Regions from separate parts of the Homo sapiens genome. Here regions 2, 3 and 4 are each linked to region 1. A link is a contact called in ENCODE Hi-C or POLR2A ChIA-PET data. All regions are on one chromosome and are shown on one strand. The core of a region is the stretch at or near the end of the contact, and the rest is flanking DNA. Distances in the headings are between cores, read along the strand shown.

The links. A loop is a pair of places that touch in the nucleus more often than their neighbours do. ChIA-PET counts read pairs that join two places held with the same protein, here RNA polymerase II (POLR2A). Pooled maps may share reads with other maps.
Region 2: a pooled map shows a loop between it and region 1 (8-fold over the local background). The contact joins the promoter of B3GALT6 here to the promoter of SSU72 in region 1. A Hi-C loop is called at or near these places in 4 of 50 pooled maps. POLR2A ChIA-PET finds 5 or more read pairs at or near these places in 2 of 52 experiments (H1 and WTC11).
Region 3: a pooled map shows a loop between it and region 1 (3-fold over the local background). The contact joins the enhancer-like site here to the promoter of SSU72 in region 1. A Hi-C loop is called at or near these places in 1 of 50 pooled maps. POLR2A ChIA-PET finds 5 or more read pairs at or near these places in 3 of 52 experiments (H1, WTC11 and activated CD4-positive, alpha-beta T cell).
Region 4: a pooled map shows a loop between it and region 1 (2.9-fold over the local background). The contact joins the enhancer-like site here to the promoter of SSU72 in region 1. A Hi-C loop is called at or near these places in 1 of 50 pooled maps. POLR2A ChIA-PET finds 5 or more read pairs at or near these places in 4 of 52 experiments (H1, PC-3, activated CD4-positive, alpha-beta T cell and 1 more).

The regions. Positions count from the first base shown.
Region 1 is chr1:1,572,732-1,578,602 of GRCh38, forward strand. SSU72 (SSU72 homolog, RNA polymerase II CTD phosphatase) reads right to left here and starts at 2,132. Exons shown (of 5, transcript NM_014188.3): 1 at 1,747-2,132. The coding sequence starts at 1,826. It overlaps SSU72-AS1 (SSU72 antisense RNA 1), which reads left to right and starts at 2,216. Exons shown (of 1, transcript NR_197593.1): 1 at 2,216-4,340. RefSeq lists silencers at 1,616-1,695, 1,936-2,095, 3,755-3,924 and enhancers at 2,216-2,325, 2,336-2,405, 4,323-4,865.
Region 2 is chr1:1,228,486-1,234,356 of GRCh38, forward strand. B3GALT6 (beta-1,3-galactosyltransferase 6) reads left to right here and starts at 3,752. Exons shown (of 1, transcript NM_080605.4): 1 at 3,752-5,871. The coding sequence starts at 3,794. The coding sequence ends at 4,783. SDF4 (stromal cell derived factor 4) reads right to left here and starts at 3,516. Exons shown (of 7, transcript NM_016176.6): 1 at 3,407-3,516; 2 at 1-461. The coding sequence starts at 287. RefSeq lists a silencer at 2,994-3,853 and enhancers at 3,470-4,151, 4,152-4,833, 5,618-5,871.
Region 3 is chr1:1,248,669-1,254,539 of GRCh38, forward strand. It overlaps UBE2J2 (ubiquitin conjugating enzyme E2 J2), which reads right to left. Exons shown (of 7, transcript NM_058167.3): 7 at 5,244-5,871. Among named protein-coding and RNA genes, the nearest start is that of C1QTNF12, 4.9 kb to the left of the region's middle. RefSeq lists an enhancer at 2,486-2,765. Within about 2 kb of position 2,408, at least 5 of the 41 ENCODE cell types and tissues checked have a DNase peak (open chromatin) inside an H3K27ac peak, as active enhancers do.
Region 4 is chr1:1,862,343-1,868,213 of GRCh38, forward strand. All of the region lies in intron 1 of GNB1 (G protein subunit beta 1), which reads right to left. Among named protein-coding and RNA genes, the nearest start is that of GNB1, 26 kb to the right of the region's middle. RefSeq lists enhancers at 926-975, 1,036-1,085, 1,106-1,165 and a silencer at 4,226-4,403. Within about 2 kb of position 2,214, at least 3 of the 41 ENCODE cell types and tissues checked have a DNase peak (open chromatin) inside an H3K27ac peak, as active enhancers do.

The sequences.
Region 1 (5,871 bases), core at 882-3,381:
CAGGTGTGAGCCACTGCGCCCGGCCTACTCCATCTTTGTTATGCAGGTACAGCAGAAAATCTTGAACAAAGGATCACCAAGGAGAACCAGCAGAACCAGAAGGTCTCCAGCCCATTTGTTATTCCAATTAACAATAATTTTGTCTTGGGGGGGGGGGGGTGAGCCTTGCATTGTTTTGCTTAAATGTATCAAATTTTTACAGGTAACTGCAGTTTATAAATGAAGATCCAGCACAATGTAATTCTAGCACATTTCTAGTTTTAAAAACAACCTTTGGCCGGATGCGGTGGCTGACGCCTGTAATCCCAGCACTTTGGGAGGCCGAGGCGGGCAGATCACCTGAGGTCAGGAGTTTGAGATTAGCCTGGCCAGCATGGTGAAGCTCCGTCTCTACTAAAAATACAAAAAAAGCCGGGCGCAGTGGCTCACGCCTGTAATCCCAGCACTTTGGGAGGCCGAGCGGGCAGATCACGAGGTCATAAGATCAAGACCATCCTGGCTAAGATGATGAAACTCCGTCTCTACTAAAAATACAAAAAAAAAAAAAAATTAGCCGTGCCTGGTGGCCGGTGCCTGTAGTCCCAGCTACTCGGGAGGCTGAGGCAGGAGAATAGCTCGATCTCGGGAGGCACAAGTTGCAGTGAGCCGAGATCGCGCTACTGCACTCCAGTTTGGGCGACAGAGCAAGACTCTGTCTCAAAAAAAAAAAAAAAAAAAAAAAAAAAGAAAGAAAAGAATAAAGAGAAAGAATCAGCAGATCATGAACACTTGACACTGATTTTTGGGGGGTGTTTTTTGGTCTCCAACTCCTGACTTCAGGTGATCCGCGTGCGTCGGCCTCCCAAAGTGCGGGGACTACACGCGTGAGCCACCGTGCCTGGCCCACGTGACACTGTTAAAAACGGAAAAAAAAGGGGGACTGTTAATTTTCCCAAGTTGCTCAGGAAAGTTATAGCTGGACTGCGAGAAGAGAAGCGAAACACTGTTTTCATTTAAAGTTCACGTAGGTAACTTTGGAGGTAAAAAAGCCATTTCAACTTTCTTACTATCAAAGTTGACACATACCAAATTTTAACTGTAAGTCAAGTGGTCAGTTTCTCAGTTTGCTATGTGACTGAACAAAAAACTTGTTATCAAGCAGGAATAAACTTTCATTAGACATACGCTACGCAAGAGTCACAGGCGGCCAGTTAGCAGGGAATATAAACTAGCAGAGCCAAACCAAGTCCACGTTGTATTCCAGAAACTACCGGTTGGAGGCGTTCCAGGGAGGAAGAGAGGATCTTTCGCAAAAAAAAAAAAAGAAGAAGAAGTAGCAAACACACAAATCCATGGCATTAAAAAAAGAGACCGCTTTGTTATTTACAACATCGTGGTATGCCGTGATTGTGTTGCGCGCCGTTTCCAGGGAAGGTGGCCAACGACGCACACGAAATACCATGATCGGCCGCCGCCGCGCAGCCCCTCGCCGCGGACGCTACCCTCGCCCCCCGGGCCCGGCCTCGGAGAGCTCGAAGGACCACCGGACAGCGGGCGCCTCGTCCCGGAACCTGCCTTCCCTGTGATGCCCACCCGCGTGTGGACTACGCGCGCTGCCGTCCAGCTGCCATCCCAACCAGCCGACCCACGAGCGCGGCCCGGCCCGGCTTCCTCTCAGGGGTCCTGGCGCGGGCCAGGGGGAACCGGGGAGGAGGGAGGGCCGGTCGCCGGAGCAGAGCGCGCGGGGACAGGGTGGAGCCCAACTACCTGAGGATGTTGTGCGCCTCCATGCTCCGGTTCTGGTTGCTCGAGCACACCACCGCCACCCGCAGCGGGGACGACGGCATGGCGGCGGCCGCAAATCCCGCGGCTCTCCCGCTTGGGTTCCCACCCTACCGCGGCGCTTCCGCGCGAACAAAATGGCGGCCGCGGTGGCCGGAAGCGGGCGACGCGAAACGACGGCGCCGGCGGTGTAGCGTGCGGCGACTGCGCGGCGGCCTCCCCGCCCACCCTGGGCGCCGGGCCGCGGACGGAGCGCAGGCACTGGCCTTCGGGCGCGCTGCACTCGGCGAGGCCGGGGGCGGCCAACGCCGCGCCGGCCCCCGGCGTCCGCAGCAGAGACCCGCACTCCACAAGGCCCGGCTGAGCGTCACGGCGCCAAGCGGCGGCGTCCTGACATCAGCACCCCGCGCCGGCGCCTAGTGTGACGCGACGACGTGCGGAACAACAGGACGTCATAAGGTGTCGCCGCCGCCTTTGGGAGCGATGCGAAACGCCGCGCTTGCCGGAGATAGCATTGAGGGCCCTTCCGCGGCCCGGCGTTTCGTCTCTTGGGACGATTTTGTGCGTTCCCTCGGTCCCCGTGGGGCCCATAGTCCTCACTTCTGCCACCCCAGAGTCGTCGCGCTTCACTAGACCCGCTCCCTCCACTGTCCCGGAGGCCCACAGACATTCCCGCATTCTGAGGCTCGCTCCCGTCCCGTGCCGCTGTTACCGGCCTCCGGCCCCGGCTCATACAAGCAGGAGCACATCGCTCTTTTATGAAAGCCCTTCAACATTTAACGTTTAAATGCGAGGGCCGACCTGTGACAGACCTGGTTGGGAGTGCACGTCGACTAGGATCTTCCTCGCCTCGGGCTTCCTTGGAGAGGCCGCCGGCTGGTCTGAGATTTGGGTCCAGTTACAGTAAATCCAGTCAACGCGAGTGTGTCATTCCCCAGCTATGCCTGTCTGCCTGGATGCAGCCTCGCGGTGGACAGTGGGCTGATGTTTTGCCGTGGGAGCGCCACGGACGGGAGAGGGAGTGATAATGATTGTCAACCTAATAACAGGCTAACTGAAAATGATATTTATTTGGGAATAGGGCGTTGGCGAATATGCGTGCCATAGTAAACGATTTGCGCATTCAGGAAAGTAATGGTTTTTAAAGAAAAAATGAAGAGGAAGATAATGGTTTGGAAATAATTAACCTTGGCTACAAAGAACAGTAACAAGTGTACTCCCGGCCGGGCGCGGTGGCTCACGCCTGTAATCCCAGCACTTTGGGAGGCCGAGGCGGGCGGATCACGAGGTCGGGAGATCCAGACCGTCCTGCCTAACCCGGTGAAACCCCGTCTCTACTAAAAATACAAAAAATTAGCCGGGCGTGGTGGCGGGCGCCTGTAGTCCCAGCTACTCGGGAGGCTGAGGCAGGAGAATGGCGTGAACCCGGGAGGCGGAGCTTGTAGTGAGCCGAGATCGCGCCACTGCCCTCCAGCCTGGGCGACAGAGCCAGACTCCGTCTAAAAAAAAAAAAAAACAAGTGTACTCCCGTTCCAGGGTTGGACAGGCAGTTGCTGGGCAGCTGTCCTTGCTGAAGTATTTTTTGTGTAAGATTGCCTTAGTGCAAGGTTGTGGTTTTTGCAGAATCTTGTGATAGTTTTTCTTATTATTGATTCATGAGAATTCTCCATGGCCTTTCCCAGCTGTCTTTGTCAAGGTATTTTTTAAACATAAGTGAGTCCACTTTTATTTGACAACTTGGGTATTTTCCCCTTTTGATTGAGATCTTTCTCCAAATGCATCACTAATGAGTCATCCTGTAATTAGGTTTTGATAGTCCCCGTGCTGGGATGAACTTGTCCCAGATAGCTGGTCTGGTCCCACACTGGAGAGAGTGGCTGCTGGGAGTCATTGTCAAAACCCTTTTTTACCATATTTGAGCATCAAAGGAGGTTTGAAGGGTGTGGCTCTCAGGCTAAGTCTAACCTGGAGTCCATTATTAACTTCAACTTTTGTCACTTCTGTAGTCTTTCTATCATCTCAAAGTGCTGTGTCAGCATTATTCTGTTAGAAATTGTACTTGTAGCCGGGCGCGGTGGCTCACGTCCGTAATCCCAGCACTTTGGGAGGCCGAGGCGGGTGGAACACGAGGTCAAGAGATCGAGACCATCCTGGCCGACATGGTGAAACCCTGTCTCCACTACAAATACAAAAGTTAGCCGGATGTAGTGGTGCGCACTTGTAGTCCCAGCTACTCAGGAGGCTGAGGCAGGAGAATCACCTAAACCCAGGAGGCGGAGGTTGCTATGAGCTGAGATTGTGCCTATGCAGTTCACCCTGGCAACAGAGTGAGATTCCATCTCAAAAAAATAAAAAAAAAGAAATTGTCCTTTTGCAAAATATGGCAATGAATAAGTTTAAAAGGGGAAAATACAAGGTAAAATCAATAATAATATGACTATCCCAGTTTGCATATTGGTTTTGACCCATGAACCTAGGCTTAAAGGAAAGCAATTAAAAAGAAAAAAATTAGAAAACAAAAATAGAAAAATAGAGATTAAAGGAAGCCAATTGAATAAATAAAATGGCCATAGAAATTACACGAGACTTGTAACCATGTGCCTGTTTTCTTTCTGTGTGTAAATGGATCTCAGTGTTCCAGAGGAATTTACCCACATACAGCATATAGTATTGACATACTTATTTAATACCTTATTTAACCAATAGGTACTAAAGATCTCTTAGGTCAGGTTTTTGTGAAGTTACCAGCAGAAGCTATTGATTGTGAAATGTCAGTTATACCATTGATGGCAGTGGCAGCCTCTCTTGAGTGGCTGCTGGGAAGATGCTGGCTACAGCAGGGGAGGCTCAGCTGGGACTCTGTGCTCCACTGAGCATGTGGGAGCCCTGCCCCCTTCCAAGTTGGCAGGACAGGAGCCCCACCCTCCTGGGAGCAGCTGCATCTGCCCAGCCACGGCTGTGGACCCAGGTATCCCTGCAATCCCAGGGCTGGGAAGCCACCCCACCTGCCCCCGAAAGCTCAGAAGTGCCTCCAGCTGCTACCTGGCCTCTCCTGACTCCCGACAAAGCTGAAGCCAAGCCCAGGCGCTGTTGCAACCCAGCCAGGTGTGCACACACTGAGGGCAGTGCTAGCATGCCAGCCCCTTGCTGCCTCGGCCCGCTCTGGACTTTGAGTGCTCACAAGCATGGGAGCAAGGCCAAGGAGGGGCTGAGGGCGGCTCAGCCCAGTCCTGTAGGCGACCCTTGACCTGAACAGCCTGGGTCCTGTAGATGACATGATTGATGGCAGTAGGAGGCACACAGGCTCCTGGGTGGAAAGGGGTGGGTGTCCAGTGAAGACCCCCATTAAAGCTAGGGACTTCCTGAAACATGGGGGCTGGGCTGCCAGTTCTGGGTGGAGTCTGCCGTCCAGAATGAGATTTATGGTGCTTTTTCTGGGCCCGTCCATGGCTGCCCATGGGCCAATCAGTATACACTTTCTCCCTTCTGAAGCCCATAAAAATCCCACTCAGCTATACTCACAGAGATGTCAGGACTACCAGCTGTGGGAAGGATCTACCCACTTGGGATCCCCTCAATTTGTGGGGATCACCTGCCTGTGGGAAGGAGCTACTTACTCCGGGTCTCCTCTCCGCTGAGAACTAGGCACTCGGGACGACCTGCCTGCGGAAGGAGCTACTCACTTCGGGTCCCCTGAGAGCTGTTCTGTCGCTCAGTGAAGCTCCTCTCTTTCTTGCTCACCCTCTGGTTGTCCACGTACCTCATTCTTCCTGGACGCAGGATGAGAACATGGGACCTGCTGAATAGCAGGACTGAAAGAGCTGTAATACAAACAGGGCTGAAACACGTCTCCTGCTTGCCACATTGGGGGCAACAAGGAGAGAAGAGAGCTGTGGCCCTTCGGGGAGCCCAGACTCGGGGACTCCCTGAGCCAGGGCCATGACACCCTCTTTGGAGACTCCCTGAGCCAGGGCTCTGACACCCTTTTTGGGGGCTCCCTGAGCCGGGGCCGTGACACCCTCTTTGGGGACTCCCTGAGCCGGGGCCGTGACACCCTCTCGGGGACTCCCTGAGCTGGGGCCATGACACCCTCTTGGGGACTCTGCAGCT
Region 2 (5,871 bases), core at 2,502-5,001, 340 kb before region 1:
AGCTTCCTCCGGCTCCGCCGCGGCTCCGCGTCCTCATCAAAGCCACCCAGGTCCTTGCCTAGGAAGACCTCCTGGTGGAAGCCGCGATTGAGGTGCCCGTCCATCTCCAGCTTCACCCCGTTCAGGTGGTCTGGGGGCAGGATCTCATTCTCCTCCCTGTTGGCTACTCTCTCTCGAGTGGACGAGTGGTTGGCAGGCCGTGCAGACGCGTCCATCAGAAGGACTGCCCCCAGGAGCCAGAGGCAGCACGGAGCCAGGCCAATGAGGGGACCCCACCTGGACGCCATCGCCACCCAGGGCCAGACCATGGGGCGGGCTGCAGGGTGTGGGCCAGGTGCTGGGAGGGGCAGGGGCAGGGGCAGAGGAGGAAGTGAGGTCCTGGCTCCAATCCAATCCCCGGGCACCACGGAGGGCTCTGTGTCCCCAGGACGGCCGCAGGATGGGGACAAGCAGCTCACAGTCTGCAGAGAGACACAGACACATCATTAGCAAGACTCAGCAAAGACTTCCCCAAGCACGTCTATCCTGCAACATGAAACATATCCTCGATTCACAGGATCCAGACATGTGGCATCGCCTTCTCCAGACCACACGTGGCACTGCCTTCTCCAGACCACACGTGGCATTGTTTTCTCCGGGCCACACGTGGCATTTGTTTTCTCTGGACCACACGTGGCATTTGTTTTCTCCGGACCACACGTGGTGTTTTTTTCTTTATTTTTAGAAACAGGGTCTTGCTCTGTCACCCAGGCTGGAGTACAGCGGTGACCACAGCTCACCGTGACCACGAACTCCTGGGCTCAGGTGATGCTCTGGGCTCAGGTGATGCTCTCGCCTCAGCCACCGGAGCAGCTGCGACCACAGGCGTGCACCCCCACGCCCAGTAATTTATTTTTATTTTACTCTTTGTAGAGACGGGTCTCGCTGTATTGCTCAGGCTGGTCTCAAACTCCTGGCTTCAAGCGATCCTCTTGCCTCAGTCTCCCAACGTGCTGGGATTACAGGCGTGAGCCACTGTGCCCGGTCTTTTTTTTACAGACACTGAGTTTTCAGCCCTGTCTCTCCGTCTTTCCATCTCTCTCTCGAGCTGTCAGCACCTCCAGGGGCTAACCTGTCCCCATCGCCCAACACCTGCAGCACAGCTTTCCTGTGGGGCCCGGCTCTGTCCCTCCTGGCATCATGCCACTGACCCATGGGGTTAGGGTCACTCTCCAGACCCTGACTTGAACATTCTTGAGATCTATGACCTTAGCTAAGTCATGTGGCCTCCCCGGCCTCAGCTTCTCACTAAGAAACAGGAGGCTCCCCCTCTCCCCCCGACTGACCAGGCTTTGCGAAGACAGCCAACCCTAAGTGCAGAGGGCGTCAGGGCCTGGTCCCAGCAAACAAACACACAACCCCCACACACAGATGTGCACACACACATCCACACTCACGCATGCACGTATTACACACATGTGCCCTTGCCCACACTCGCGAGCGAACGCCAAGGCCGAGGAGCCCAGAAGTCTGTCCTGCCGTCCGAGGCGTGGCCAGTCCTGGTGGGAAGCAGGGGCTCACAGGGCCTCATGCCTCATGTATCCCAAAGGGAACTCGGGGTCCTTCTCACCCACGAGCCTACTCCTTTCACAGTCTGCCCCTCCGGCAAACACCTGCGGGTCCTTTCGGGTGCCGCTGAGGCCCCGCCATGTCACAGCTGTTCCCTCAACACACATGGACTGAGACTCCTGTTCTGTGGCCGTCTTATTCAGCTTCACTGTTCTGGCACCTGCCACTCTGCCTGCACACAGTAGGCGCTCAACGAATGCTACCCTGGGTAATATTAAACGAAAAAATGCTGCCTCCAGGTATCGAGAAACACCAGTGGGGCCGCCATGAAAGTGGTCCTGAAGTCAGTGCAGTCTGCCACAAACCAAGAGGGGTACAAGCCTGAGTTCCCCCAAGGAAGGAAACCCTGGGTGAGGGGCTCATGTCTGATTTTTTTTTTTTTTCTGAGACAGAGTCTCACTCTGTCGCCCAGGCTGGAGTGCAGTGGTGCAGTCTCGGCTCACTGCAACCTCCACCTCCCAGGTTCAAGTGATTCTCCTGCCTCGGCCTCCCAGTTAGCTGGGATTACAGGCACCCACCTCCACTCTCCACTAATCTGTATTTTTAGTAGAGATGGGGTTTTGCCATGTTGGCCAGGCTGGTCTCTAACTCCTGACCTGAAGTGATCCTCCTGCCTCGGCCTCCCAAAGTGCTGGGACTATAGGCGTGAGCCATGCACCCGGCCTGATTTTCTGAACATGGCTGAGGGCTTTTCCCTTCCCTAGTGGTGGCATAATTCTATTCCTGTCGTCCCAGATCGCCTGACCAGGGGAGAGTCCTGGATAAGAACCAAGACACCTCCTCCTGGTGCTGACTCCACTAACTACAGTCGTAAAACACACGCTGTGTGCAAAGAGACTGTACTTTGTTCCTAGAGAAAATAAAGCTAGTTCTTGATTCTACATATCTTGATGAGTTACACGGTTTACTTGAGGCAGGAGGATCGTGAGACCAGCCTGGGCAACACAGTGAGACTGCGTCTCTTTAAAAAACAAAAACAAAAAGATAAGACCCTGTCTCGAAAAAGGGGGAATAAAAAGTAACCCAAAAGTAACTATAAATATCAGGAGTCCATCAAGTGGCGCTTCCTCTCCTGGCTTCAGAGTATCTATTCATCACGGTGTGCCAGGTTCGCAGCACAGCGGAGCGGGCCGGTCCCACCGGAATGGGGTTTCGACTTCGCCATCCCCTAGCAGCTCAGTTCCCAGCAAGGAATCAACACACCCTTGCAAAACGGACGTGGGAAACAGCTTAGGCAGAGACGCTATTTCTTTGCCATCCCTGGGCTTCAGCTCTGGTGGAACGAGGCTATTTCTGGCAGTTAACAACACACACGGTTAGATTCTAAAAGCTCAACAGGGTTCATAACACCGCCTCTGAGCCAGACATCAAGGGCTCCACACAGCCGACTTCACATCTCCAAATCCTACTAACTGGGGATGAGGGTCCACGCGGTTCAGAAGCGGAAGCGCAGGCGCAGGGAAGCGGGGCAGCTTGTCCAAGGTCGCCTCGCCGATAAACGCGAGTCCAACCAGACCCCTTGGGCCTCCGTTTCCCGGTGGCATTCGTAGGTTTTGGCCAGTAGGAGACCAGACGTGCCGGCGGCCGGGGAGGCCAGCGTCGTCGGCCTGTCCCTGCCCCCGGGAACCCCGGGAGCCCCGGTGGCGGCGGAGTCTCGCCAGGGCTCAAGGCCGAGCGGACGGACGATGCCCCAGCCCAAGGCGGGAGGCGGCGGCGGCCTCCAGACCCGCCCTCGCCGTCCGGCCGGCGTACACTTGGCCCCGCGGCCTGCAGCGGCCGTCCCGGGCCCCTCACTCACCGGTCTGCCTCCCCGCGCTCGGGATCCGAGGACCGGAGCGAAGCGTCAGTGACGCCGCCAACGGGCCCGGATCAGGCCACTGCCATCTTTCTTGCGGGCGGGGGCGGTGCGAACGGGCGCGACCTCACGGAGGGGACGCCGGCGCCACCATCTCTCCTCCGGGCGGAAGCGGTCGCGGGGCCGCTCCGAGGTTGACCAATGACAAGGGTGCCCGAGGCCACGTGACGGCCGCCGATTGGCCGCCGGCCTCCGAGCGCCCCGGGGCTCGGCGTCTGCGGAAGGCCCCGGCGCGCTCCCAGGAGCGCCGTGCGCACGCGCACCGCCCCGAGCCGGCGGCGCCTGCGCACTCGCGAGTCCGGCCTGGGCCGCCGGCCCGGCGCGGGCGCCATGAAGCTGCTGCGGCGGGCGTGGCGGCGGCGGGCGGCGCTAGGCCTGGGCACGCTGGCGCTGTGCGGGGCGGCGCTGCTCTACCTGGCGCGCTGCGCGGCCGAGCCCGGGGACCCCAGGGCGATGTCGGGCCGCAGCCCGCCTCCCCCCGCGCCCGCGCGCGCCGCCGCCTTCCTGGCAGTGCTGGTGGCCAGCGCGCCCCGCGCCGCCGAGCGCCGCAGCGTGATCCGCAGCACGTGGCTTGCGCGGCGCGGGGCCCCGGGCGACGTGTGGGCGCGCTTTGCCGTGGGCACGGCCGGCCTGGGCGCCGAGGAGCGGCGCGCCCTGGAGCGGGAGCAGGCGCGGCACGGGGACCTGCTGCTGCTGCCCGCGCTGCGCGACGCCTACGAAAACCTCACGGCCAAGGTGCTGGCCATGCTGGCCTGGCTGGACGAGCACGTGGCCTTCGAGTTCGTGCTCAAGGCGGACGACGACTCCTTCGCGCGGCTGGACGCGCTGCTGGCCGAGCTGCGCGCCCGCGAGCCCGCGCGCCGCCGCCGCCTCTACTGGGGCTTCTTCTCGGGCCGCGGCCGCGTCAAGCCGGGGGGGCGCTGGCGCGAGGCCGCCTGGCAACTCTGCGACTACTACCTGCCCTACGCGCTGGGCGGCGGCTACGTGCTCTCGGCCGACCTGGTGCACTACCTGCGCCTCAGCCGCGACTACCTGCGCGCCTGGCACAGCGAGGACGTGTCTCTGGGCGCCTGGCTGGCGCCGGTGGACGTCCAGCGGGAGCACGACCCGCGCTTCGACACCGAATACCGGTCCCGCGGCTGCAGCAACCAGTACCTGGTGACGCACAAGCAGAGCCTGGAGGACATGCTGGAGAAGCACGCGACGCTGGCGCGCGAGGGCCGCCTGTGCAAGCGCGAGGTGCAGCTGCGCCTGTCCTACGTGTACGACTGGTCCGCGCCGCCCTCGCAGTGCTGCCAGAGAAGGGAGGGCATCCCCTGAGCCGCCGCGGCCCGGCCCTCCGGGACACCTGCTTCACCCGGCGGCGCCTTGGGGCAGGTGCCGAGCGGGCGCACTACGCCCGGGCCCCAAGGCCCCCGTCCCGCAGCCACGCTTGTGGTCGCTGCGTCCCGGTCTGCGTTTGGGAGACCCCTGGGGGTTGCCGGGGCAGCGCGCCGTGTCCAGGTGGAGGTGCCCGTTCCTGGACCTCAGCGAGCCTGAGCCGGGCCCGGCCGCACGCTGACCCCCGTGCTGTCCCCGACCGGCTCACGGGGCTGGGCTCCGATCTTCCGTGTCTCTTATCAGTGGCGTTTCTCACGTCTGCGTCTCAGATCTAACGTGGTTTCACATCAATCCGCTTTCATGGGATTTTGGTCTCTGTCCAGTGACTTCGTGGTAAATGTAACTCAGTGTTTGCTTGCGACTTATTTATAAATATTGTAAGTTTGTGTCGATGAGTGTAAGTTGGCAGTGCGCACGTCTCGGTTTTTTTACATGATTTAAGGAAAGACTTTTATGTCAGAACTTGGTGCCTGTACCGTCAACCCCGCTGCTGCCCGTGTTTAAACGCAGGAGAACTTTAAAACTGGCCATCTATCTTTTCAGTGTACAAGTCACTGAACCCATTGTTTCTTTCTGAAGAGACTTTCCTTTCAAGGCTTCCCATGGGTCCGCGCCACACAGGGCCGGTGCTGCTTTATTTCAGACTCTGCCCCAGGTTCCAGGAATCCGAACCCCGGAGTGCTGACGCGGTTCCCCAACTTCCGCCTTAAGAAAACAGGACCAGCCGGCACCAGGCCCGTCTCTCACGTACTTTAACACATCCTTGAAAGCCCCTCGTTTAATGAGAAAAGCGAACACTGCGGTCCTTGCCAAAGTAAAATGAAGCTGCCCCAGGACAAGGGGTTACCATGAGCTCCCTGGAGTCCGACGCGGGTTTTCTCTCTGGGGGACCTGGGTGGTCCCCGCTGTGGTCTTTGTTGTCCCACTTTGGGACCGGGTCCAGTCTGGGGTCTAGTCTCGAGCATCAGGGTCAGGCTCGGGGCAGGGCTGGGTTAGGCTCCGGGTCAGTCTTGCCATGGGTTTGGGAG
Region 3 (5,871 bases), core at 1,158-3,657, 320 kb before region 1:
CCTACAGGCCGGGACACAGGCAGCCCTGGGAGGCTGGAGCAAGGGAGGCTGGGCCTCCCACTCCGCCCTACAGGCCGGGACACGGGCAGCCCTGGGAGGCTAGACCGAGGGAGGCTGGGCCTCCCACTCTGCCCTACAGGCAGGAAAACGGGCAGCCCTGGGAGGCTGGACCGAGGGAGGCTGGACTTCCCACTCTACCCTACAGGCAGGAAAACGGGCAGCCCTGGGAGGCTGGAGCGAGGGAGGCTGGGCCTCCCACTCCGCCCTACAGGCCGGGACACGGGCAGCCCTGGGAGGCTGGAGCGAGGGAGGCTGGGCCTCCCACTCCGCCCTACAGGCCGGGACACGGGCAGCCCTGGGAGGCTGGAGCGAGGGAGGCTGGGCCTCCCACTCCGCCCTACAGGCCGGGACACGGGCAGCCCTGGGAGGCTGGACCGAGGGAGGCTGGGCCTCCCACTCCGCCCTACAGGCCGGGACACGGGCAGCCCTGGGAGGCTGGACCGAGGGAGGCTGGGCCTCCCACTCCGCCCTACAGGCCGGGACACGGGCAGCCCTGGGAGGCTGGACCGAGGGAGGCTGGGCCTCCCACTCCGCCCTACAGGCCGGGACACGGGCAGCCCTGGGAGGCTGGACCGAGGGAGGCTGGGCCTCCCACTCCGCCCTACAGGCCGGGACACGGGCAGCCCTGGGAGGCTGGACCGAGGGAGGCTGGGCCTCCCACTCCGCCCTACAGGCCGGGACACGGGCAGCCCTGGGAGGCTGGACCGAGGGAGGCTGGGCCTCCCACTCCGCCCTACAGGCCGGGACACGGGCAGCCCTGGGAGGCTGGACCGAGGGAGGCTGGGCCTCCCACTCCGCCCTACAGGCCGGGACACGGGCAGCCCTGGGAGGCTGGACCGAGGGAGGCTGGGCCTCCCACTCCGCCCTACAGGCCGGGACACGGGCAGCCCTGGGAGGCTAGACCGAGGGAGGCTGGGCCTCCCCCTCTGCCCTACAGGCAGGAAAACGGGCAGCCCTGGTGTAGAGGGCAGCCCTACAGGGTTTGTGGGTTTTTCTCCCCGTGTGCGGAGATGAGAGATCGTAGAAATAAAGATACAACACAAAGAAATAAAAAAGACAGCTGGGCCCGGGGGACCACTACCACCAAGATGTGGAGACCGGTAGTGGCCCCGAATGCCAGGCTGCGCTGTTATTTATTGGATACAAGACAAAGGGGCAGGATAAGGAGCGTGAGCCATCTCCAGTGATAGGTAAAGTCACGTGGGTCACGTGTCCACTGGACGGGGGCCCTTCCCTGTTTGGCAGCCAAGGCAGGGGCCAGGGAGAGAGAGAGACAGCTTACGCCATTATTTCTGCTTATCAGAGACTTTTAGTACTTTCACTAATTTTGCTACTGTTATCTAAAAGGCAAAGCCAGGTGTACAGGATGGAACGTGAAGGCGGACTAGGAGTGTGACCGCTGAAGCACAGCATCATAGGGAGACGGTTAGGCCTTCGGATAACTGTGGGTGGGCCTGACCCTCCACAAGAGGTGGAGGAGTAGAGTCTTCTCTAAACTCCCCCGGGGAAAGGGAGACTCCCCTTCCCAGTCTGCTAAGTAGCGGGTGTTTTCCCTTGACACTGACGCTACCGCTAGACCACGGTCTGCTTAGGTCACGGGTGCCTTCCCAGGCGCTGGCGTTACTGCTAGACCAAGGAGCCCTCTGGTGGCCCTGTCCGGGCGTAACGGAAGGCTCGCACTCTTGTCTTCTGGTCACTTCTCACCATGTCCCCTCAGCTCCTATCTCGGTATGGCCTGGTTTTTCCTAGATTATGATTATAGAGCGAGGATTATTATAATATTGGAATAAAGAATAATTACTACAAACTAATGATTAGTGACACATATGGTCTATACCAAGTATAACTCTTATTTTATATATTTTGTTACACTGGGACAGCTTGTGCCCTCGGTCTCTTCCCTCGGCACCTGGGTGACTTGCTGCCCTCACCCTGGGAGGCTGGGCCTAACTGGGAAGGATGTGGCTTCGTGTTCCCAACCCCAGGCACCTTTAAAATGAGCTGAGCCTGGCACCCAGGCAGGAACACTCAGCCCCCATGCTCCCTCTAGAAGACGACCAAGAGGACCCCACCCTCTGGGTCACCCACCAAGGATCCAGGGTACCCTGGGCCACAGCCACGAGCTGCTCACAAGGGGAGGCTCAGGTGCAGCTGCTGGCTCTGCTCACCCCCTGCACCCCCCAACGCAGACACCCTGACACCCCCCGGCCCTGGAAAAATGGCAAAGGACCACGGTGCCCTGCCCAGCCGCCTGCTGCAGGGAGAGCAGCTCCCTCAGACCCGGAGTGCTCTGCTGTGCCGGCTGGTTCATCAGCACTCAGGCAGGCCTGGGCATGCGCTCACAGAGAAGCTCGAGGTTGCCAGAACACAGGAAACGCCTCTTCTTTCCTGTGACCACGAGGCCACGTGCTCACCTGTCTGCAGAATATCAACTTTTAAGGGGCTTTTCTCTCCTCATTAAAAGACTTCACAGTGTGCTCTGCATGGCGAGGGGACACACCGTGCTCCCAGGGGGAAGTCAAGGACGGCCTCCACCGGTGACAACACAAGAACAGAGGGGCCCACGATTCCTCTAAGGGAGACGGGGACAGAGGGTCAGACGTGCCCGGCCCAACAGGCCAAACATCATTTTTTTTTTTTTTTTAGACAGAGTCTCACTCTGTCAGCCAGGCTGGAGAGCAGTGGCACGATCTTGGCTCACTGCAACCTCCACCTCCTGGACTCGAGTGATTCTCCTGCCTCAGCCTCCTGAGTAGCTGGGATTACAAGCACATGCCACCATGCCCGGCTAATTTTGTATTTTCAGTAGAGACAGGGTTTCACCATGTTGGCCAGGCTGGTCTCGAACTCCTGACCTCAGGTAATCTGCCCACCTCAGCCTCCCAAAGCGCTGGGATTACAGGAGTGAGCCACCACGCCCGGCCCAAACATCATTTTTTATTTTGGGCCAGTGCGGACAACATGCCACGGGCACCACCTTCACTGCTTGACCGATGATCGCTAAAAGTTGAGATTTCAGTTGGGCGTGGTGGCTCACGCCTGTAATCCCAGCACTTTGGGAGGCTGAGGCAAGCAGATCACGAGGTCAGGAGTTTCAGACCAGCCTGGCCAATATGGTGAAACCCCGTCTCTACTTAAAATTAGCTGGGTGTGGTGGCAGGCACCTGTAATCCCAGCTACTTGGGAGGCTGAGGCAGGAGAATCACTTGAACCCAGGAGGCAGAGGTCACAGTGAGCAGAGATCACGCCACTGTACTCCAGCCTGGGCGACAGAGCAAGACTCCGTCTCAAAAAAAAAAAAAAAGTTGAGATTTTAGTCGGGCGCGGTGGCTCACGCCTGTGATCCTAACACTTTGGGAGGCCGAGGCAGGTGGATCCCTTGAGCTCAGGAGTTCAAGACCAGCCTGCGCAACATGACGAAACTCCATCTCTACAAAAAATACAAAAATTAGCCAGGCATGGTGGCGCACACTTGCGGTCCCAGATATGTAGGGGGCTGAGTTTGGAGGATCCCTTGAGCCCAGGAGGTCACCGTTACATGTGGGCGGCAAGCCACCCAGGTGCCGAGGCAAGAGACCGAGGGCATGAGCTGTTCCAGTGTAATAAAGAAAATATACACAATAAGAATAGTTACACTAGAAATAGATTATAGATGTGATGATATATGAATATTCTTAATCATTAGTTTCTAGCATTACTCTTCATTCCAATATTATAATAATCTCTGTTCTACAACTATAACCTAGGAAAAACCAGGCCATACAGAGATAGGAGCTGAGGGGACATAGTGAGAAGTGACCAGGAGACAAGAGTGTGAGCCCTCTGTCACGCCCGGACAGGGCCACCAGAGGGGTCCCTGGTCTAGCGGTAGCGCTAGCGCCTGGCAAGGCACCAGTTACTTAGCAGACGGGGAAAGGGAGTCTCCTTTTCCCCGGGGGAGTTAGAGAAGACTCTGCTCCACCATCTCTTGTGCAAGGCGACATCAGTCAGGCCCACCCGCAGCCATCCAGAGGCCCGTCTCCCCGTGATGCTGTGCTTCAGCGGTCACACTCCTGGTCTGCTTTCGTGGTCCGCCCTGTACACCGGGCTCCGCCTTCTAGATAGCAGTAGCACAATGAGTGAAAGTACTAAAAGTCTTTGAAATACATAGAAGAAAGAATGGTGTAAGCTGTCCTCTCTCTCTCTCCGCCTCGGCTGCCAAACAGGGAAGGGCCCCCTGTCCAGTGGACACGAGACACACGTGACCTTACCTATCATTAGAGATGGCTCACGCTCCTTACCCTGCCCCCTTGCCTTGTATCCAATAAATAACAGCGCAGCCAGGCATTCGGGGCCACTACCGGCCTCCACATCTAGGTGGTAGTGGTCCCCCGGGCCCAGCTGTCTTTTCTTCTATCCCTGTCTTGTGTCTTTATTTCTATGATCTCACATCTCTCCGTACACAAGAAGAACCCACAGGCCCAGTAGGGCTGGACCCTGCAGTTACAGGGAGCCATGATAGCACCATTGCACTCCACACTGGGCAACAACAGAGCAAGACTTTGTCTCCAAAAAACAAAAAAACAAAGTTGAGATTTCACATCTAGACGACATTTGAGACAGGGTCTGGCTTCGCTGCCCAGGCTGGATTGCGGTGGCTCCATCATGGCTCACTGTAGCCTCCACCTGCCGGGCTCAGGCAATCCTCCCACCTCAGCCTCCTGAGTAGCTGGGACCAAAGGTGCACATCACCACACCAGGTAGTGTTTTGTATTTTTTGTGAGATGGGGTCTCACTACATTGCCCAGGCTGGGTTCAAGAGATCCACCCCTCAGCCTCCCAAAGTGCTGGGATTATAGGCGGCAGCCACTGCACCCGGCAGTAGCGTGTTGAGTAAACACTCTATTCGTTAGCATTCCCCCTCCCATGAGCCTCGGGAGACACCGGGCTTTGGAAGTGATGCTGGCGGTCACAGAAGCGGAGATCAGGGCAGGGCTGGCATCCAGTACGGGATGGGGAGAGAGCCCTGCAGAGGGCTCTACACCATGGCTCCAGCGACGCGATTCCCTGTGGGGACCCACCTGCCCTGCAGCTGCCACACCACCCCAGGCCAGCAGGTGTGACCCCCTGGTCACGGGCCACCCCAGCCCTGAGCACAGAGATGGACACACATCCCGGCCCACACAGACACAAGCAGCATGAAATTCAGAAATAAAGATATAATGAAAGACCTTTTTTTTCCACAAGAATAGGTTAAATACATACAATTGGTAAATTATAGAGCAATTCTGAATAAACTGATCAAAAAACGAAGAAAGATGAGCGCGTGCGGGCTGGGCTTGTCTCACGCCCGCCTCCGGACAGGGTGGGTTTCTTGCCGGCGGCCGTGCCCCACCTCGACGCGATGCACCTGCGGTACATCCCACCCAGGCGAAGTCACGGAACAGACGCAGAAGAGGGGAGACGGCCGAGACCCGGGGAGCCACGCGGCCCGAAACAGCCCCTGCTGGCTCTGGCGTCTTTCCGGGCCGGGGTGCCCCTCTGCCATGTTCCGTGGACAGCGAACACCCGGGCCGGAGCCATTACCTACTGTGAAGGCCAGCGCAGGGGGCACGGGATGTGAGGGAGGCCCCCGAGTGCACGGGGCCTTCTGCAGGGACTCCGGTCCTCCGCCTTCCACCAGCATAGGAGGACGGGCTTCTGGCCCACCGGACATAAGGAATTCAGAGAAAAGGCTCTGCAGGTACCCAAGGCCCCCCAGCCTGCAGCACCGAGGGGCGCCCAGGAGGCCCGGCCTGCGGAGGGCACCGGCAGCCCCCGCCCCGCTCGCGG
Region 4 (5,871 bases), core at 964-3,463, 290 kb after region 1:
AGGTAAATTAGGAGATGATTACAACAGTCTGAGTGAGAAGTCCACCCATTAACTTCTCCCCACACTGAGTGAGACAATCAGTTTCCTAAGTCTATTACCCGGTAGTGTAAAGTACTTCATTTTTATTAATTTTTTTTTTTTTGAGACAGGGTCTCGTTCAGTTGCCCAGGCTGGAGCGGCACAATTACGGCTCACTGCAGACTTGACCTCCTGGGCTCAAGCAATCCTCCCACCTCAGCATCCCGAGTAGCTGGGACTACAAGCCGTGCTCTGATGCCCCCGATTTTTGTAATTTTTGTAGAGACAGGGTTTCCCCCATGTTGCCTAGGCTGGTCTCCAGCTCCTGGGCTCAAGCAATCGGCTGCCTTGACCTCCCAAAGTGTTGGGACTACAGGCACAATCCACTACACCTGGCCAGTACTTTATTTGTACAGAAGCAGAACAAATACACCCAGCAGAAAGGTAAGGAAGCTGAGGAGGGCTCCCCGGTAAGGTATTACACGTAGGCATCACACCTTGGAGACTCTTAGAAAACACCACGGAGGAGGCAAGGTGGCTGAATTTGAACTGCAGTGGTGCTGAAGTCCACACAAATAACTGCCATACACACACAAGAGGGAAAACCAAACCTCATTCAGCCCCACGCCAGGCCACATCCCTCTACCTAAGAGCACAGTGCTAGACCCAGGCTGAATGTGTCTGACCCTCAGCACTGTGGACACTGGGGTCATCCCGGGTGGTGCAGGGTGCTGAACAGCATCACTGGCGTCTGTTCATCAGATGAACACAATCCTTGGTCACTGCCCCTCTTCAGCCATCAGTCTACAAATGGGCTGTAGAGGTTTTCCAACCAAACAAATGAGTAACAGAGGCTCAGATGGGCAAGTTGTGAGGTGGTGCTGGCTAGAAATGGAAGCAGTGAGGGCCACAGAGAAACAAAGAAAAGAAAGTATGTGACAACACCCAATCATGTAAGTTATGCAATTTATAGCCAACCTGAGTAATATGTGAGATAATTTGACTGATTTTAGAGCCTCATCTCCCACAGAAACCTGACCAATTCAGAAAAGCACTGCCGTCCCTTGCCCACTGTGGCTGCTGCCACTGGAGGGGTTTGGGAGTGGGGCAAACACACCCCAGACATTGCAAAGCGTCAACAAAGCCCTTTACTGAAACGTCTACTTAGGAGACCTAACTGCCTTTCTATGGCTAAACCTAGTGTTCAGGCTCCACCACCTTCTACATGCTGCTACTCTGTTAACTATAAAAGAACACAAAAAACAAAAACCCACAGGACTCACTCTTCATCCACAAATAGCTCATTTTGAGATCTTCTCCTTCCAAGGTTCTTTTAGTGAGCAAACACCCAAATTTCAGATATCACACACAGTAAGATTTCAAAGGAGATTTAAGTTGGAAAAATTCAGAAAACCTACCTATGCTTAAGCACTGAATCCCCACTCTCAGTGTAGTATATGGCAGCACATAATTGATAACATTTTTTTAAAGAATAGGACAGAACAATGTTTCTGTGGGAGGTGGTGTTGCACAGTGACTGAAAACAAGAGGGTCTGGGCCAGGCACACTGGCTCACGCCTGTAATCCTAAAATTTTGGAAGGCCAAGGCGGGTGGATCCAGTTTGGGCAACATAGTTGGACCCTGTCTCTACAAAACAAAAAAACAAAATTTAAAAAATTTGCCAGGAGTGGTGGCTCACACCTGTAATCCCAGCACTTTGGGAGGCTGAGGCAGGTGGATCACGAGGTCAGGAGTTCAAGATCAGCCTGGCCAAGATGATGAAACCCTGTCTCTACTAAATATACAAAAAAATTAGCCAGGCGTGGTGGCAGGCACCTGTAATCCCAGCTATTCAGGAGGCTGAGGCAGAGAGTTGCTTGGGAGGCGGAGGTTGCAGTGTGCCAAGATCGTGCCACTGCACTCCAGCCTGGGTGACAAGAGCAAGACTCTCTCAAAAAAAAAAAAAAAAAAAAAAGAAGAAAACCCCACGAAAAAACTATTCTTAGCTTCTGGGCCACAGAAAGAGATGGCTGTAGCGTGGCAACTTCTGGCTCATAGCATAGGGCCTAGTACACAGTAGGTAGTTAAAACGGCCGCAATGATACTGGTTTCTCCCACTATCATCACAAGTTATTCCCTCCGGCCGACCCATCCTGCCGATTACCACCTGGCCTGTAGGTTAACTTCATGTAGCCAATTCTGTGCCATGAGGAGCATGTTCCACCTAACAGAAACCTGACATTCCTGCACCCCAGGAAGTACATTTTTGGGTCTTTAAATCAAACTATATAATCTTGCCTAAGAACTCTGAAAAACCCAGTATACGAAAGACTTTTTCCACTAGTTTGTACTCTGAGTAAAATTCTTCGTTCTGCAATTTATAACTAAGAGGTTATATTTTAGTTGCTCATCTCCCAACACCTTTTACTCACTGCATCTTAGAGTGCTCACTTACAGCTGCTGATGCACATCTCCTCTTTCACAAAACGTAAAGGTTTCATCAGCTACAATTAGCTTAACCAATTACATTTTACTTGGCCTTTGGTTTTGCCTGATTGCCTTGTACAGAGTTATGAAGAGTATTGCTATCTAACATCTGTTATAAAAACTACCAGGCCAGGCCAGGCGTGGTGGCTCATGCCTGTAATCCCAGCACTTTGGGAGGCTGAGGCGGGCAGATCACAAGGTCAGGAGATCGAGACCATCCTGGCTAACATGGTGAAACCTCATCTCTACTAAAAATACAAAAAATTAGCCAGGCGTGGTGGCGGGCACCTGAAGTCCCAGCAACTCGGGAGGCTGAGGCAGGAGAATGGCATGAACCCGGGAGGCAGAGGTGGCAGTGAGCAGAGATCACGCCACAGAACTCCAGCCTGGGTGACAGAGTGAGACTCCATCTCAAAAAACAAAAAAAAAACAAAAAAAAACCAAAAAAAAAAAACAGGCAACACATTGTGGCTCATGCCTGTAATCCCAGCACTCTGAGAGGCCGAGGAGGGCGGATCACAAGGTCAGGAGATCGAGACCATCCTGGCTAACACGGTGAAACCCCATCTCTACTAAAAATACAAAACATTGGCCAGGTGTGGTGGCGGGCACCTGTAGTCCCAGCTACTCAGGAGGCTGAGGCAGGAGAATCGCTTGAACCCGGGAAGCAGAGGTCGCAGTGAGCCAAGATTGTGCCACCGCACTCCAACCTGGGCAACAGAGTGAGACTCCATCTCAAAAAGAACTACCGGATTACAGTTATGTTATGTTCACAATACCAGCATCCAAAAATATCCAGTGACAGGATACAGCAAGAAACATGACTACAAGGTCTATGAAACAGGAGACTACAGTACCTAAAAAGGCAGATTTAAACAAATTCCTGTAATGTGCTCATTTCAGTCATGCTAACTTGAGAAAGCTTTTAAAACTTTTAAATGTAAATAATCCACTTTCACATTTCTTCCAAAATGAAAAATAACTCCTTTTTTCTGTCACTGACTTTGGCGAATTTTCCAAAAAATAAAGAGAAAACAGTTTTGTTTTTTGGTTGTTGTTTTTTGAGACCACGCCTGGCCTTGAAAACAGTATTTATTTATTTTTTTTTTTTTTGAGTTTCACTCTTGTTGCCCAGGCTGGAGTACAATGGCGCAACGTTGGCTCACTGCAACTTCCGCCTCCGAGGTTCAACTGATTCTCCTGCCTCAGCCTCCCAAGTAGCTGGGATTACAGGCATGCACCACCACGGCCAGCTAATTTTTTCTATTTAGTAGACAGACAGGGTTTCACCATCTTGGTCAGGCTGGTCTCAAACTCCTGACCTCAGGTGATCCACCCGCCTTGGTCTCTCAAAGTGCTGAGATTACAGGCGTGCGCCACTGCGCCCAGCCAGAAAACAGTATCTTAAAACAGTATGTTCCTTTCCTCCATTCACCCCATGAGATACCACGTTTCACAGGGATGTCTTCCAGACTTTGATACATATGTGCATAATTTTTCACAAGTCAATCAAATGATACCATATTCCCCAAACTATACATATTCAAAATGCCCAACCATTTACTGTATTGTGGTCATCTCTTCATGCCAATAAAGGAAGGCCACCTTAAATCTTTTTAACAACTGCACAGTATGCCATTCCAAGTCTGCCTTAATTTAACCAATCTATTGATGGACATTTAGATTCATCCAGGGGTGTCCAATCTTTTGGCTTCCCTGGGCCACATTGGAGAATTCTGTCTTGGGCCACACATAAAATACACTAACTAGTAATAGCTGATGAGCTTAAAAAAAAAAAAAATCGCTAAAAAAAAATCTCAATGTGGCCGGGCGCGGTGGCTCACGCCTGTAATCCCAGCACTTTGGGAGGCCGAAATGGGCAGATCACGAGGTCAGGAGATCGAGACCATCTTGGCTAACACGGTGAAACCCCGTTTCTACTAAAAATACAAAAAATTAGCTGGGTGTGTTGGCAGGCGCCTGTAGTCCCAGGTACTCAGGAGGCTGAGGCAGGAGAATGGCGTCAACCCGGGAGGCGGAGCTTGCAGTGAGCTGAGATCGCGCCACTGCACTCCAACCTGGGGCACACAGGGAGACTCCATCTCAAAACAAACAAACAAAAAAACCTCAATTCTAGGCCGGGTGCAGTGGCTCACGCCTATAATCCCAGCACTTTGGGAGGCTGAGGTGGGCAGGTCGCCTGAGGTCAGGAGTTCGAGACCAGCCTGGCCAACATGGCGAAACCCCATCTCTATTAAAAATACAAAAATTAGCCAAGCATGGTGGTAGGCGCCTATAATCCCAGCTACTCGGGAGGCTGAGGCAGAAGAATTGCTTGAACCTGGGAGGCAGAGGTTGCAGTGAGCCGAGATCAGGCCACTTCACCCCAGCCTGGCAAGAGCGAAACTCCACCAAAAAACAACATTTTAAGAAAGTTTACAAATTTGTGTTGGGCTGCAATGCGGCCCACAGGCCTCAGGTTGGACAAGCATGACTAGGCATTCATACAGCAAATATTTATTGAGACCTACTATGTACCAGGCACTGTCAGAGGATATACCAGGAAATAAAACATGAAGTTCTCTACCCTCATGGAGCTTATATTTTAGTGGCTACTGACAATTTTTTGCTTTTATACCAAAAATTCTAGCTAGGAGTTTTTGAGCATTGTCTGTCTTAAATATTTGGCTTTTATAACTAATTTTATAATAAGCATTCTCTTATTTCTTCCTTTGGATAAATTTCTAAAAATAGACTTGCTGGAACAATTATTTTAGAAATGCTTTTATACTAAAAATAATAACCCTTTATCATATATATTCCTAACATTTTTCTAATTTTCCTGCCTTTGAACTATAGTTCAGAGGCCCCCAAACAGGCATCTTTTGCTGTAGATATGTTCCGAATGCTTAAGCAGATATCTTTTCATAGCTTATAGCCTTATTGTCAAACTAAGAAACTCTTTACCTACAGCTGGATTGCCAGTTGATCCAATACCTTTTACATGACAAACCATCCATTCCCAACTGATTGTAAATGCTACATTAATCATAAATTCCCATTAATTTATAGATCAGTATCTAGACTGCTTTGTTCCACTTACCTATAATACTTATAAAAAATCTACTAGGAAACGTTCCCCCTTTTCTTTCTTTAGAACTCCCCTCAAATATTTACTTCTCCAAATCAAGTGACATCTTGAAAATATTCAAGCACATGCATATAGGAATACTGCATTCAAGTTCTGTATTTATGTCTATCTATTCAAGTTCTCTTTCACCTCTTCAATAATGCATCTAAAGGTTCCTTCATATAGTGTGTGTTTTGTTTTTTTGTTTTTTTTTGAGACGGAGTTTCGCTCTTTT